Linked DNA regions of Homo sapiens: region 2 is linked to region 1. A link is a loop called in an ENCODE intact Hi-C map of the cell type or tissue named here. Cell type or tissue: ovary. All regions are shown on one strand.

The links. Hi-C counts contacts between places; a loop is a spot of excess contacts. Peaks named below come from ENCODE experiments on the same cell type or tissue, not always from the same donor. Only the 100,000 strongest peaks of a DNase experiment are listed, where the experiment ranks them.
Region 2: it touches region 1 in a loop (7-fold over the local background); 43 of 110 quality-filtered maps call a loop at or near these places.

The regions. Positions count from the first base shown.
Region 1 is chr3:49,444,357-49,452,356 of GRCh38, forward strand. No RefSeq gene overlaps it. Among named protein-coding and RNA genes, the nearest start is that of NICN1, 19 kb to the left of the region's middle. RefSeq lists enhancers at 1-141, 4,629-4,768. In ovary, a CTCF peak has its summit at 4,914 (motif pointing left); a DNase peak (open chromatin) is centred at 4,935.
Region 2 is chr3:48,984,045-48,992,044 of GRCh38, forward strand. It overlaps ARIH2 (ariadne RBR E3 ubiquitin protein ligase 2), which reads left to right. Exons shown (of 16, transcript NM_006321.4): 16 at 1-2,338. It overlaps P4HTM (prolyl 4-hydroxylase, transmembrane), which reads left to right and starts at 6,197. Exons shown (of 9, transcript NM_177939.3): 1 at 6,197-6,566; 2 at 6,789-6,870. The coding sequence starts at 6,213. It overlaps LOC124909376 (a long non-coding RNA gene), which reads right to left and starts at 5,828. Exons shown (of 2, transcript XR_007095903.1): 1 at 5,504-5,828; 2 at 1,441-1,689. RefSeq lists enhancers at 4,917-5,480, 5,481-6,043, 5,791-5,950, 6,608-7,169 and a silencer at 6,061-6,440. In ovary, CTCF peaks have their summits at 3,954 (motif pointing right), 5,906 and 6,105; DNase peaks (open chromatin) are centred at 3,979, 5,807, 6,470 and 6,899; H3K4me3 peaks cover 2,230 bases; H3K27ac peaks cover 3,582 bases.

The DNA.
Region 1 (8,000 bases):
CCCCAGGCTGGAGTGCAGTGGCATGATCTCGGCTCACTATAACCTCCACCTCCTGGGATCAAGCACTTCTCCTGCCTCAGCCTCCCAAGTAGCTGGGATCACAGGCGCCCACCACCACGCCTGGCTAATTTTTAGTATTTTTAGTAGAGACGGGGTTTCCCCATGTTGTCCAGGCTGGTCTCGAACTCCTGACCTCATGTGATCTGCCCGCCTCAGCCTCTCAAAGTGCTAGGATTTTGAAAGTGCCAGGCGTGAGCCACTGGGCCTGGCCATTTCTTATAATTTCTTTGTGTTCATTTATTTATTTATTGTCTTTTTTTTTTTTTTGGTGGAGAATGGGGTCTCGCTATATTGCCCAGGCAGGTCTGGAACTCCTGGGCTCAAGCTATTCTCCTGCCTCTGCCTACCTAAGAGCTGGGGTTACAGGTGTGAGCCACCACGCCCGGCCATTCATTCATTCATTCATTCTTTCTTTGAGACAAGGTCTGGCTCTGTTGCCCAGGCTGGAGTGCAGTGGCCTATCTCAGCCATCCTCCCACTTCAGCCTCCTGAATAGCTGGGACTACAAGCATAGGCCACCCTACCCAGCTAGTTTTTGTATTTTTTGTAGAGACTGGGTTTCATGGTGTTGCCAAGGCTGGTCTCGAAACCCTGAGCTCAAGCAATCTGCCCACCTCAACTTCCCAAAGTGTCCTTATATTTAAAGTAAGACTCTTGGGGGCAGCATATAGCTGGATCTTGTCTCTTTTAATCCATCTTCCAATCTTGTCAAAAACAAAATCACAACAAATTTAGTTTAAGGATCGCTTTTTTTTTTTTTTTGAGATGGAATTTTGCTCTTGTTGCCCAGATTGGAGTGGAATGGCGCAGTCTCAGGTCACTGCAACCTCTACCTCCCAGGTTCAAATGATTCTCCTGCCACAGCCTCCTGAGTAGCTGGGATTACAGGCACCCGCCACCACACCTGGCTAATTTTTGTATTTTTAGTAGAATCAGGGTTTCACCATGTTGGCCAGGCTGGTCTTGAACTCCTGACTTCAGGTGACCCACCTGTCTTGGACTCCCAAAGTGTTGGGATTACAGGCGTGAGCCACTGTGCCCAGCAAGGATCTCCTTTTTTTTCCTTTTTTCTTTTCTTTCTTTTTTTTTTTTTTTTCTGAGATAGAATCTCTGTCGCTCAGGCTGGAATGCAGTGGAGTGGCTCACTGAAGCCTTGAACTCCTGGGCTCAGGTGACTCTCCCATCTCAGCTTTCTGAGTAGCTGAGACTACAGGTGCACGCCACAGTGCCCAGCTAGTTTAAGGATCTTAACTGGCTTTTATCTATGATTCCACAATCAGGCAACACTTCATTCTATAAAATAGAATGAGGCTGGGCGTGGTGGCTCACGCCTGTAATCCCAACACTTTGGGAGGCTGAGGCAGGTGGATCTCTTGAGGCCAGGGGTTCAAGACCAGCCTGGCCAACATGGTGAAACCCCGTCTCTACTAAAAAATGCAAAAATTAGCCAGGTGTGGTGGCACATGCCTGTAATCCTAGCTACTCCAGAGGCTGAGGCACAAGAATCTCTTAAACCCGGAAGGTGGAGGTTGCAATAAGCTGAGATTGCGCCACTGCACTCCAGCTTGGGCAACAGAGTGAGGCTCTGTTTCAAAAAAATAAAATAAAATAAAATACAGTGAGTGTTCTGATGAACTGAGCAGAGCAGTTTGGCTGCGTAGGCAGAAAAGGGTTGAGGAAAGCAGAAACAGTGAACAAAAGGGGATTGGTTCTTTCAAAAGTATGTTCTTTGTAGAGGTTAAAGCAGAGGGAATTTCTCTATCATGTTGTCTAAAATTGACTTGTTTGGAGATTTGGCTATTATCTCTCTCTCTCCTGATTTCTTTTCTTTTTCTTTCTTTCTTTTTTTTTTTTGAGATGGAGTTTTGCTCTTGTTGCCCAGGCTGGAGTGCAATGGCATGATCTTCACTCACTGCAACCTCTGCCTCCTGGGTTCAAGCAATTCTCCTGCCTCAGCCTCCCAAGTAGCTGGGATTACAGGTATGCGCCACCACGCCGGGCTGATTTTGTATTTTTAGTAGAGATGGAGTTTCTTCATGTTGGTCAGGCTGGTCTTGAACTTCTGACCTCTAGTGATCCGCCTGCCTCGCCCTCACAAAGTCCTGGGATTACAGGCATGAGCCACTGCACTCGGCCTCTCTCTCCTAATTTCTTGGAAGATTAGATAAATAATTTAGTTGCAGCTTCGTGGAATGGCACTTCAGCACAAGTAACTCAATTTTGGTTTGGTCTTTTGGGCCTAGTACAGGAGTTCTACCCAAACCAATGGCCTGCTATAAATATGATTTAATACTCAGGTGACCCACCCGGCCTATTGTTTATAGGCAAATAGTAGCCGGGTGCTGTGGCTCACACCTGTAATCCCAAAACTTTGGGAGGCCAGGGCAGGCGGGTCACCAGAGGTCAGGAGTTAGAGAACAGCCTGGGCAACATGGCAAAACCCCATCTCCACAAACATTGCAAAAAAAAAGAAAAATTAGCTGGGTGTGGTTGCACACACCTGTAGTCCCAGCTACTCAGGGGGTTGAGGCAGGAGGATCACTTGAGCCCAGAAGGTCAAGGCTGTAGTGACATATGATCTCAGCATTGCAGTCCAGCCTGGGTGACAGAGTGAGACCCTGTCTCAATAAAAAGAAAACAAACAAAAAGAAATAGTTTAAAGTTTTCTCAGTTTTAATTTCTAATATCATAAACATAGATAGATATAACTCATAGTTAAAGTCTCCCTTAGGCTGGGCGAGGTGACTCACAACTGTAATCCAAGCACTTTGGGAGGCCCAATCAGGAGGATCACTTGCACCCAGAAGTTTAAGACCAGCCTTGGCAACAGAGGGAAACCTCATCTCTACCAAAAAAAAAAAAAAAAAAAAAAAAATTGGTGGGCATGGTGGTACACGCCTGTAGTCCCAGCTACTCGGGAGACCGAGGCACAAGAGGATTGCTTGAGCTGGAGAGTTTTAGCCTGCAGTGAGCCATGATTATATTACTGCACTCTAGCCTGGGCAACAGAGCAAGACCCTATCTCAAAATAACTAAATAAATAAAAAGTCTCGGCTGGGCAAGGTGGCCCATGCCTGTAATCCCAGCACTTTGGAAGGCCAAGGCAGGTGGATCACTTGAGGCCGGGAGTTCAAGACCAGACTGGCCAACATAGAGAAACCCTGTCTCTACTAAAAATACAAAAAATTAGCCAGGCGTGGTGGCGGGCGCCTGTAGTCCCAGTTACTAGGGAGGCTGAGGCAGGAGAATGGCATGAACCCGGGAGGTGGAACTTGCAGTGAGCCGAGATTGCACCACTGCACTCCATCCAGCCTGGGCGACAGAGCGAGACTCCATCTCAAAAAAAAAAAATTATCTGGGTGTGGTAGCATCTGCCTGTAAATCCCAGCTACTCGGGAAGGCTGAGACATGAGAATCGATTGAACCTGGGAGGTGGAGGCTGCAGTGTGCCATGATCATGCCACTAAACTCTAACCTGGGCGACATAGTGAGGCCAGACACGGTGGCTCACGCCTGTAATCCCAGCACTTTGGGAGGCCAAGGCAGGTGGATCATCTGAGGTCAGGAGATCAAGACCAGCCTGACCAACATGGTGAAACCCCGTCTCTACTAAAAATACAAAAATTAGCTGGGTGTGGTGGTGGGCACCTGTAATTCCAGCTACTTGGGAGGCTGAGGCAGGAAAATCACTTGAACCCAGGAGGTGGAGTTTGCAATGAGCCAAAAATCATGCCATTGCACTCCAGCCTGGGTAGCAGAGCAAGACTCCGTCTCAAAAAAAAAAAAAAAGAAAAAAAGAAAGAAAGAAATAGGTTAAATTTATTTTAATAGGATATTTCACTTGTATATAAAAGATGATCATTTCAACATAAAAATTAATGTTTAAAATATTAGTTTAGGTCATTTTTTCCATACGAAATATTTGACATTGGTGTATATTTTACACTTACAGCACATCTCAATTTGAACTAGCCACATTTCTTTTATTTTTATTTTTATTTTTTTTAGATGGAGTTTCGCTCTGTCGCCCAGGCTGGAGTGCAGTGGCACGATCTCGGCTCACTGCAACCTCCGCCTTCCTGGTTCAAGCGATTTTCCGGCTTAGCCTCCCAAGTAGCTGGGACTATAGGGGCACCCACGCCCGGCTAATTTTTTGTATTTAAGTAGAGACGGGGTTTCACCGTGTTGCCCAGGCTGGTCGCGAACTCCTGAGCTCAGGCAATCCGCCCGCCTTGGCCTCCCAAAGTGCTGGGATTACAGGCGTGAGCCACAGCGCCTGGCCCTTTTTTTTTTTTGAGATGGAGTCTCGCTCTGTCGCCCAGGCTGGAGTGCAGTGGCGCGATCTCGGCTCACTGCAACCTCCGCCTCCCAGGTTCAAGCGATTCTCCTGCCTCGGCCTCCTGAGTAGCTGGGATTACAGGCACCCGCCACCACGCCCGGCTAATTTTTGTATTTTTAGTAGAGACGGGGTTTTACCATGTTGGTCAGGCTGGTCTCGAACTCCTGACCTCGTTCGTATTCTGCCCACCTCGGCCTCCCAAAGTGCTGGGATTACAGGCATGAGCCACCGCGTCCCGCGGACTAGCCACATTTCAAGTGCTCAGTAGCCATGTGTAAACTGGTGACTATCATATTTGACAACACATCTCTAAAATGCACCCCTTGTAAAAGTAGGACTTTGTCTTGTTCATGGCCAAATTCTCAGTGTCTAGAATAGGCCTTGGCACATAGGTGTTTAGTTGGTGTTTAATTAGTGAATGATGACCTTCCGTTTCCTTGGCACCATTTCCTGCGACCAGTCCCTATCTCAGGTCTCCGAGAACAGTCTCTAACCTGGCAACCCTCAGATATAATAAGGACAGTTAGCGCCATCTGCTGGAAGATGGAGCATCACCTGCCTCTGAGAATCAAGCTCATCTATCCAAGGCTGATGGGGCCTGGAATGATATTCCTTACCTTAACCTCGGATCCCCAACTTTCCAAAGGTTTTTCTCTGCTCTTATGTCCTAGCATTACCAAGACAATGAAAAATAACAACACTGTGCCAGGCTCCCTTTTGTATGGTCCACACCTGAATTCTGGAAATGGCTGGCTGAAAGAGTATTTTGCAAGCCCATTCATTCTCTGCCCAGCCCTTTTTTTTTCTTCCTTCCTTCCCTTCTTCTTTCTTTCTTTTCCTCCCTCCCTCCTTCCCTCCTTCCTTCCTTCCCTCCCTCCTTCCTTCCTTCTCTCTCTTTCTTTCCAGAGACCCATAAAGACTGCCCACAGCCTTCAAGGTAAGAACTCCTGCCCTCAGAGGATGTATGCATAAACTTGTAGTAAATGGGTCAGGCGTGGCAGCTCACATTTGTAATCCCAGGACTTTGGGAGCCCGAGGCAGGCGGACCACAAGGTCAGGAGTTTGAGACCAGCCTGGCCAACATGGTGAAACCCCGTCTCGCTCTTTTTTTTTTTTTGAGACGGAGTCTTGCTTTGTTGCCAGGCTGCAGCACAGTGATGTGATCTCGGCTCACTGCAACCTTCACCTCCTGGGTTCAAGCGATTCTCTTGCCTCAGCCTCCCGAGTAGCTGGGAATACAGTTGCATGCCACCACGCTCAGCTAATTTTTGTATTTTTAGTAGAGAAGAGGTTTCACCATGTTGGCCAGGATGGTCTCGATCTCCTGACCTCATGATCCGCCCGCCTCGGCCTCCCAAAGTGCTGGGATTACAGGCGTGAGCCACCATGCCCAGCCAGGGGAAACCCTGTCTCTACTAAAAATACAAAAAATAGCCGGGCGTGGTGGTATGCGTCTGTAATCCCAGCTTCTCGGGAGGCTGAGGCAGGAGAATCCCTTGAACCTGGGAGGGGGAGGTTGCAGTGAGCTGAGATCGAGCCATTGCACTTCAGCCTGGGCGACGAGAGCGAGACTCCGTCTCAAAAAAAAAAAAAAAAAGAAAGAAAAGAAACTGAGTGGAAAGGTAAGAAAACTGAATGGAAAAATAGGAAGATTGAATAACTTGCTCAAAGCCACACAGCTGATGAGTGGTCATAGAATCCTTCTGCCAAATTGTATATAGATCTAGTTTCAGCTTTATGATTTTTTTTATTTAACAAATATTTTGCTGGGTACAGTGGCTCATGCCTGTAATCCCAGCACTTTGGGAGGGTGAGGCAGGAGGATTGCTTGATCCCAGGAGTTTGAGGCCAGGCTGGGCAACATAGTGAGACCCTGTCTCTAAAAAAAATAAATAAATATAGGCCTGGCACGGTGGCTCACACCTGTAATCCCAATGCTTTGTGAGGCCAAGGCGGGTGGATCACCTGAGGCCAGGAGTTTGAGACCAGCCTAGCCAACATTGTGAAACCCCGTCTCTCCTAAAAATACAAAAGTTAGCAAGGCATGATGACCTGTAGTCCCAGCTACTCGGGAGGCTGAGGCAGGAGAATCGCTTGAACCCAGGAGGCAGAGGCTGCCGTGAGCCAAGATCGCGCCACAGCACTCAAACCTGGGCACCACAGAGCAAGACTCTGTCTCAAAAGAAAAAACAAACGAATATATATATATATAAAATAAAAAACTATTATTTACTGAACACTTTTCTCACAGAAACATACAGCAAAGGTTCTCCTCTCATAGAGCTTTTGTTTGTTTGTTTGTTTTTTGAGACGGAGTCTCGCTCTGTCTCCCAGGCTGGAGTGCAGTGTAAACCCAGCACCACTACGGGAGGCAGAGGTGGGTGGATCACTTGAGGTCAGGAGTTCGAGACCAGCCTGGCCAACATGATGAAATCTCATCTCTACTAAAAACACACACACAAAATTAGTTGGGCGTTGTGGCAGGCGCCCGTAATCCCAGCTACTCAGGAGGCCGAGGCAGGAGAATTGTTTGAACCCGGGAGGCAGAGTTTGTAGTGAGCTGAAATTGCGCCATTGCACTCCAGCCTGGGCCACAGAGCAAGACTATGTCTCAAAAAAATAAAATAAAATAAAATAAAATAGGCCGGGCGCAGTGGCTCACGCCTGTAATCCAAGCACTTTGGGAGGCCGAGGTGGGCAGATCACCTGAGGTTAGGAGTTCGAGACCAGACTCAGCATGGAGAAACCCCATCTCTACTAAAAATACGAAATTAGCTAGGCATGGTGGTGCATGCTTGTAATCCCAGCTACTCGGGAGGCTGAGGCAGGAGAATTGCTTGAACCTGGGAGGCAGAGGTTGCGGTGAGCTGAGATTGCGCCATGGCACTCCAGCCTGGGCAACAAAAGCGAAACTCTGTCTCAAAAAATAATAATAATAATAAAATAAAATAGTTCTTTGCGAGGCTGAGGTGGGAAGATTGCTTGAGCACAGGAGTTCAAGACTGCAGTGGGCCGTGATCGCCCCACTGTACTCCAGCCTGGGCCACCAAACAAGATCTGTCCAAAAAAACAAAACAAAACAAAAAGCCAGGCATGGTGGCTCATGCCTGTAATCACAACACATTGGGAGGCCAAGGTGGGTGGATCACCTGAGGTCAGGAGTTCAAGACCAGTCTGGCCATCATAGGGAAACCCTGTCTCTACTAAAAATACAAAAAATTGGCCAGGCGTAGTGGCTCATGCCTGTAATCCCAGCACTTTGGGAGGCCGAGGCGGGAGAATCACCTGAGGTTGTGAATTCGAGACCAGCTTGGCCAACATGGTGAAACCCCATCTCTATTAAAAATACAAAAATTGGCCGGGCGCGGTGGCTCACGCCTGTAATCCCAGCACTTTGGGAGGCCGAGGCGGGTAGATCACGAGGTCAGGAGATCGAGACCATCGTGGCTAACACAGCGAAACCCTGTCTCTACTAAAAATACAAAAAAATTAGCCGGGCGTGGTGTCGGGCGCCTGTAGTCCCAGCTACTCGGGAGACTGAGGCAGGACAATGGCGTGAACCTGGAAGGCGGAGCTTGCAGTGAGCCGAGCTTGCACCACT
Region 2 (8,000 bases), 460 kb before region 1:
GGGTTGGGCCTGTGGCCCCCCAAACTAGGGGGTGTGGGTTCATCACAGTGTTGCCTTTTGTCTCCTAAAGATAGGGATCTACTTTTGAAGGGAATTGTTCCTCCCAAATAAATTTGCTTTACCTTGGTCCTTTCTTTTGTGCCAGTATTCAAGTGGTATAGCTCTGAGCAGGGTCACATTTGGCCAAACCTGACACTGTCTTGCTGCATTCTCCTTTGGCAAACATCAGGGTCAGAATTCAGGATAGCCCTTCCTAGGGCACTGGACTTTCTGGCATGGGGGCTGTGTTTGCACAAGTTATTTTCATGTTACCTGGAGAGTGTCCAGAGGCTGCTCTGAGGCTGAGGTGTGTTCCCCCTTGCCTGGTTCCAGCTGTCAGAGGGATACCATCCTAGGGTCTGGGAATCCAAGGCCACGAGACTCCTTGGTTTGTGGTCCGAGATCCTGTACTAAGGAGGGTCTGGCCAGAGGAACAGACCAGCTTTTGCACAATGAAGCGCAAGGGAACAAGTGGTTTGCCTGGTGTCCTACCTGTCCTGAACCTGGTCCTGTGGGCCATTGAAAAGTTAGATCTGTGATCTCTGGGGTTTTTGTGGCTTTGTTCAATGCTTCCACTCTAGGGCAGGCAGAGCAGTCTATACTCTCCCAAGCCTGCTTGACCTCCAAGTAGAGCTGATACAGAGATCTGTGAATATTGTGATAGAAATTCTTTGGTATTCATACATTTCAGCTGCAAGTCAGCAATTTCCCAGGTACCATGTAAGCTATAAAACAGTCATTCTTAAAGACAGAGGATAGCTGTGACTCATGGGATCATGAGGTCCATGGCTGGTTGCAGGTTCCCTTTTTCCTTCCTCAGGTTTTGTCTCTTCCTGTGTTGTCCCCAGCAAGGGAGAGACTGTGGGGTGGATTGGGAGAACAGATTAGGAGTATAGCAAATGAACCCAGAATGGAACAGTGGGGAGCTAACTGTGAATGAGGAGAGTACCTGCTGCAGGACCTGGAGGTCAGGTGTGAATGCTGTATTGGCACAGGGAATAAATATCCTGGCGTCTGGAGCCTTCACCTCTCCGTCAAGTCCTTCCTGTGATACTGCCATGGCACAGGATCTGAGTTGCAGCTCTGCACCCTAAATCACACCCTGGGCATTGTCTGGGCTGCAGGGCTGCCAGGTTCTGTACTTGTGTCCAGCTGTGGCCCTGGATGCTGGAGCTGGAGGGTTTTCTGTGCTCAGACTGTAGCCTGTAGCTCTTGGCCTGTGTAGAGCCCCCTCCTGTGCCCTCAGTGGCTGTCGTTTGTTAACATCATCAGGAAGATGGGAAAGGTCAGGCAGAATTTTTCTGCCCTACAAAGGGTGGAAGAGAAAGGACACAGTATTTTCATGAATTTACCATATATCTTTGTTTTTCTTCAACGAAAAAGTTAATTGAGGCAATGTCATCTGCTCAAAGTTGAGTGGTTTATTCACAATAAACTGTAAGTTTCTGATTATAAAAATGTGTCTAGAGTCTTTCTTCATGGGGTCTAGGTAGTCTTCTGAGCCCACAGGGGTCTGGCCAGTGAACACCAGAGGAGTGCCTTCCTATCAGTCAGCCCCTTCTTCCAGAGGGCTGTGGAGGCCCCAGTGGCCAAACTCGGCTCTGTTTTCCCTTTCTGGCTGTTGGGGGAGAGGGCACCTGTAAGTGATCCCTGTGGAATGAAGTAGAAAATCCTGCCAGTTTTCCGCTCTCCTCTCCCTCAGTACAGGCTGAATCATTCCCCACCACAGATAGATCCCAGGGTTGTGGTAGAGTACTGATATAAATGTCCCAACCCCCCCATTCTGAGACCTCCGGACCCCTCCAAAGCAGACATGGGAATGTAGGGCTGTGGAATATGGCAGGGTGAACTCCAGCTTCACGGGAGCCCTAAGGGTTATGAAGAGACAACTTGGGGCAGAAACAAGTGTGGAGTCTAATCTCAAGGGTGAAGGACAGGAAATGAGGTTTGGATTGATTAAGGGGGTCCACATTTGTGGTGTCAGAAGTGGCAGTAGTGTCAGTGATAAGTAGCTCAGGGGTAGAGTGGAGGCTCCATAGCTGTGGGCAACATGCACAGGGCACCTGTGGCTAGAAGAGGCCTCATACATTGCCAGTCTGAACTCCGCAGCTCTTCCTCTGGACCTCAGGTGTGCCAAGCCCCACGCTTGGCACCTGGGCATACAGTGGTATGCAAGTGATTCACGTGCTCTAGCTTCCAGGAGCTTCCAATCCATGGGGAACATAGAAGGAATTGATCACTAGTGAATGTTTGTTTTTTGTTTTGAGACAGTCTCGCTCTATCGCCCAGACTGGAGTACAGTGGCATGATCTCTGCTCACTGCGGCCTCCACTCCTGGGCTCAATTATTCTGCTTCAGCTCCCCGAGTAGCTGGGACCAGTGTGTGCCACCATGCTCCCCTAATTTTTGTATTTTTTTTTGTAGAGACAGGGTCTTGCCATGTTGCCCAGACTGGTCTCAAACTCCTGAGTTCAAGCTATCTTCCTGCCTTGGCCTCCCAAAGTGCTGGGATTACAGGCATGAGCCACTACACCCAGCCCACTAGTGAATGTTTTTACTGGAGCAGCAAGGCCAGGAGCAAAGGACCACCCATGCTCAGGGCCACTCCTGCAGATCAGTGGGGCCAGGGTACTATGGCCTTGGCACCATACCTTTGGCAATCCTAAAAAGAGAGAAGATAGCACCTTCTAGCGAAGTCAGGAGGGATTTTCCATGTAGCCCACAGGGGTTTACACAATAAGCATCTGAGCATCTCCTGTATAACAGGCTCTGCTTGGGGCGGGATAGAAAGTGATAGAAGTGGGACCTCACAAAGACAATCACACTAATGTTAACTGAGAACATACCCATTTAGTCCTCACAGCAGCCCCTTGAGGTAGGTGCTGTCATCATCCACATTACACAGCCATTTAAAATGAGTTAGGGGCCTGGCGTGGTGGCTCATGCCTATAATCCCAGCACTTCAGGAGGCTGAGACTGGAGAACTGCTTGAGCCCTGGGAGTTCATGACCAGCCTGGACAACAGGGAGATCTCTTCCTACAAAAATAAAAAATAAAAATTAGCTGGGCGTGGTGCTGCACACCTGTAATCCCAGCTACTTGGGAGGCTGAGCTAGGAGGATTGCTTGGGCCTGGGGGTAGGTGCTGCAGAAAGCTGTGATCACACCACTGCACTCCAGCCTGGGTGACAGAGCAAGACCCTGTCTTAAACAGGCCAGGCGTGGTGGCTCATGCCTGTAATCCCAGCACTTTGGGAGGCCGAGGGGGCGGATCACCTGCAGTCAGGAGTTTGAGACCAGCCTGACCAACATGGTGAAACCCCACCTCTACTAAAATATACAAAAAATTAGCCAGGCCTGGTGGTAGGTGCCTGTAATCCCAGCTACTCTGGAGGCTGAGGCAGGGGAATAGCTTCAACCCAGAAGGCAGAGGTTGCAGTAAGCTGAGATCGCGCCACTGCACTCCAGCCTGGGCACGACAGAGCGAGACTGTCTAAAAAAAAAAAAAAAAAAAAAAAAGGCCAGGCACAGTGGCTCACTCCTGTAATCCCAGCACTTTGGGAGGCCAAGGCAAGGAGATCGAGAACATCCTGGCTAACACAGTGAAACCCCATCTCTACTAAAAAACAAATACAAAAAAATTAGCCGGGCGTGGTGGCAGGCACCTGTAGTCCCAGCTACTCAGGAGGCTGAGGCAGGAGAATGGCGTGAACCCGGGAGGCAGAGCTTGCAGTCAGCCGAGATGGCACCACTGCACTCCAGCCTGGGCGACAGAGCGAGACTCCACCTCAAAAAAAAAAAAGAATACAGATCAATAGAAGGCCTGGATTTGGTAGTATGTATTGTCATGGCATCAAAGGGCCAGGCTTTTAAAAGACTGAGAAATTCTGGTTTCTGATGTGGTTGTGAAATTCCCACAGCTGACAGCAGGTGGAGCAGCCCTGCAACCTGCTTGCTTTCTGTTGTCTGGCAATGAGCTATCAGTACCTGTGCTTAGTGGTAGGCCTAGTTCAGGTAATAGGTGTAAGAATGGAGTTCAGGAAAATAGGTTAAGCAAAGTACAGATTTTATGGTGATCAAATTCTAGTTTTTAAAAGGCTAGAGGGGCCGGTCGCGGTGGCTCATGCCTGTAATCCCAGCACTTTGGGAGGCCAAGGCGGGCGGATCACGAGGTCAGGAGTTTGAGACCAGCTTGGCCAACATGGTGAAACCCCATCTTTATTAAAAATATAAAAATTAGCTGGGCGTGGTGGCACGTGCCTGTAATCCCAGCTACTTGGGAGGCTGAGGCAGGAGAATTGCTTGAACCCGGGAGGCAGAGGTTGCAGTGAGCCGAGATGAAGCCACTGCACTCCAGCCTGGGTGACAGAGCAAGACTCTGTCTCGGGGAAAAAAAAAAAAGGCTAGAGGGAAATAGTCTCAACTTCATTCCAGAAAAGGTATGAGAAAGCCATGAGATCCTTGGTAAAATTATGGTTCTGTTGGTTGGTTTATTATATTTAAGAATTTAGGAGATTTGGTCTGGGTGTGGTGCCTTATGTCTGTAATTCCAGCACTTTGGGAGGCCAAGGTGGGTGGAACACCTGAGGTCACGAGTTTGAGACCAGCCTGGCCAACATGGTGAAACCCTGTCTCTACTAAAAATATAAAAATTAGCCGGGCATTGTGGCGGGCACCTGTAGTCCCAGCTACTTGGGAGGCTGAGACAGGAGAATTGCTTGAACCCGGGAGGCGGAGCTTTCGGTGAGCTGAGATCACACCACTGTACTCCAGCCTGGCGACAGAGCGAGACTCTGTATCAAAAAAAAAAAAAAAATTATAATTAAAAAATTAAAACTAAATAATAATAAATAAAAATACAAAAAAAAAAATTGGCCCGCCATGGTGGCGCATGCCAGCTACTTGGTAGGCTGAGGCAGGAGAATTGCTTGAACCCGGAAGGCAGAGGTTGCAGTGAGCCAAGATCGCGCCACTGCACTCCAGCCTGGGCGACAGAGTGAGACTCCGTCACACACACACAAAAAATCTTAGAAGAAAGAGGTGGGCCTGCCCTTGGAGCCCCTGGCCTGCCTTGACTTGAGGGGACTAGAAAATGCAGACTATGCTTTGCTATGGGGAAGGGAGAGGAGATGGGAGTAGAGGTAGTGGGGGTCTTAACCAGGGTAGGGAGAAACCACCAGTGTGACCTGCCTTAAAAGTGTTGCTCTTGCCTGCAAGTCCACCTCGGGGAGGGGGGTCAGCTTCTGCCCTGAGGGCGTGTAGTAATCTCTTCCTGAGGATAACCAGCTCTAGAAGAGCAGGGATGCCTTGGCACTTGACCACTGGTAGGTATGTCCTCCCCCCACCCCCGTTTTTGGTGATAATCTGTTTAATTTTTCTCTGAGGTAATGGTGTCTCAGTTATGGAAGAGTCCCTTCCCGCCTCTTCACACGTGCCAGCTTTGATGCAAGGAGTGTTCCATATACCTGAGCACTGGTTCATTCCTGCGGGCTGCCATGGGGGGCTCACTTTCCTGATGCCAGGGCTCCTCCAGGATGCCCCCTCTGACGGCCTATGAAACCTTGCACATCAGGCAGCTTCTTCCTAAGGCCTGCCTGACTCCGGCGAGACTTCCCGGGAGATCCGGACCGACCGCGGAACCGAGCTCCAAGAATGCCTGCGAGGAGGCTGTGGGTCCTACCCTATCGCCGCTTACGCAGTCCCAGCCTCCGCGGCGCCCCCAAATGCCGCACTGTTGAGTCATCTCAGCGCTGCCTCCTCCGCGCTGCGCTCCCCACCCCCGCTCCTGGAGCAAGAAGATGCAGACGATACTTTTCCCGGAGGCAAGAGGGCGTCTTCACGCAGGCACCGAGAAGCTCCCACTAGTGTATGCCTTAATGGTGCCGCTCTTGTCCGCGTCTACGCTTGGGACCTTGGCTTCTGACTTGGAGAGTGTACAGCTCTGCCCGACGGCAACCCAGCTTGGGAAGAGAAGCCCCAGCGTGGGCTGGGGCTCAAGGCGCAGGAAGGCCGAGCCCGGCGCGGACGCAGGCGGCTCCGGGCGGGCTCAGCACCCCCAGGCACCGTCTCCTAGTGACCGCGGCGCTCGCGGGCCTGGCGGCCGTTGTCCGGGCGACTGCGCAGCGCGGGCACCCCCGCGGCCCCTCCCCTGGGCGCGCGCGCGACCTGGGTGCCATGGCGGCAGCGGCGGTGACAGGCCAGCGGCCTGAGACCGCGGCGGCCGAGGAGGCCTCGAGGCCGCAGTGGGCGCCGCCAGACCACTGCCAGGCTCAGGCGGCGGCCGGGCTGGGCGACGGCGAGGACGCACCGGTGCGTCCGCTGTGCAAGCCCCGCGGCATCTGCTCGCGCGCCTACTTCCTGGTGCTGATGGTGTTCGTGCACCTGTACCTGGGTAACGTGCTGGCGCTGCTGCTCTTCGTGCACTACAGCAACGGCGACGAAAGCAGCGATCCCGGGCCCCAACACCGTGCCCAGGGCCCCGGGCCCGAGCCCACCTTAGGTCCCCTCACCCGGCTGGAGGGCATCAAGGTGAGGACCTCCCTGCCCCGCCGCGCTCCAGGCCCTGCACGGCTGAGCCCGAGAGGACCGGCGCTCAGCCCGGGTCCCCACGCTGCCCCCGGCGCTGCTCTGCGTCGGTCCCGCGCGCTCCCACTCACTCGCCTGCTGTCGCTCTCCGGGCCGGGGCGACTTGGCCCTTCTTGGGCAGCGCGGTCTGGCGCCCCAGCTGCCCGCTGTGCGCCTTTTCCTTAGGTGGGGCACGAGCGTAAGGTCCAGCTGGTCACCGACAGGGATCACTTCATCCGAACCCTCAGCCTCAAGCCGCTGCTCTTCGGTAAGTCCGCCAGATACTCCTGGGAAGGGCCAGGGGCTGCGGTTTGGTGGCCACCTTGAGGCTCGTTGTGACCACGTGACCTCTATTTTGAAAATGGCTGCTTCAGAGCAGCCCTTCCAGAGGATTACCAAAGTGAAGGACCTTCCCCGTCCTCGAAATAGGGTAACACTCCCTCTTATCCCAACTCCCTGCAGTCCATTCTTCCATCACAGGGCTGGCAGGGTGAGCCTGAGGCTGGTGTCTAAACGTTTCATTGCACCTGTCTTCCGTGCCACCATTAATTCTGTCACCTTCTAGAACTGGGAGGAAGGTGGGAGACTGATAACCAGCTTTCTGCCGACCTCAGGACCTCTGGGGAAAATCCCACTGCCGAAGTGGGCCTTGTGGTCTGATGAGAAGCAGGCCGTCCAAATGTAGATAAACTGGTACCCCCCCAGCCTCCTCCACTGGAGTACCAGTCAGAGGCTCAGCTTTTGCTGCCAGCACTCTGAGATTCTTCTTAAGGTGAAGTCTTTGTTCAGCCATCATGGGCAAAGCTTTCTAGGGTGACTCCAGTTGGAGCCACAACATAGCTCATCGTTTCTGAGCTCTAGTTATGTGCTTGCCTTCATATGATTATTTCATTTAATTCCTGCAACCCCTCTGTGAAGTGGGTGTAGATCCTACTCAGGCCAGTGAGGGGGAAAGTTAGGGACAGAGAGCTGCTGTGGCTTGGCCAGGCTGACACGGTTACTTCAGTGGTGAAGCTAGGATTAGAACCCACATAGCCTGCCTCTAAGGCCTATGCAGTAAAGCCACAGTGCGAGCTGTGAAGACCCCAGAGTCCTTCAAAGACCACCAGTGTCAACTGGGTGGGGACCCCTAGTCCCATGGACATTGTCCAGGGTGTTTGTGTAGCCCAGCCCTGGGTACCTGGCCTCCGTGACAAACATATTTGCAAACCCAGGGCCATTCCTGCCTGCCGGGGGATGGAATGGGTTAGGAGCTGGGGCCAAAGTAGAACATCTGAGCACAAGTCATTACCTCCAAGGCAGAGGGTCCTGGTTGGGGATTATGCCTAGACCTGTCAGAATGATGTCATATGCATGCTGTTTGTAGGGAAATAGATTATGCTGTCAGTCCTGTTGTGG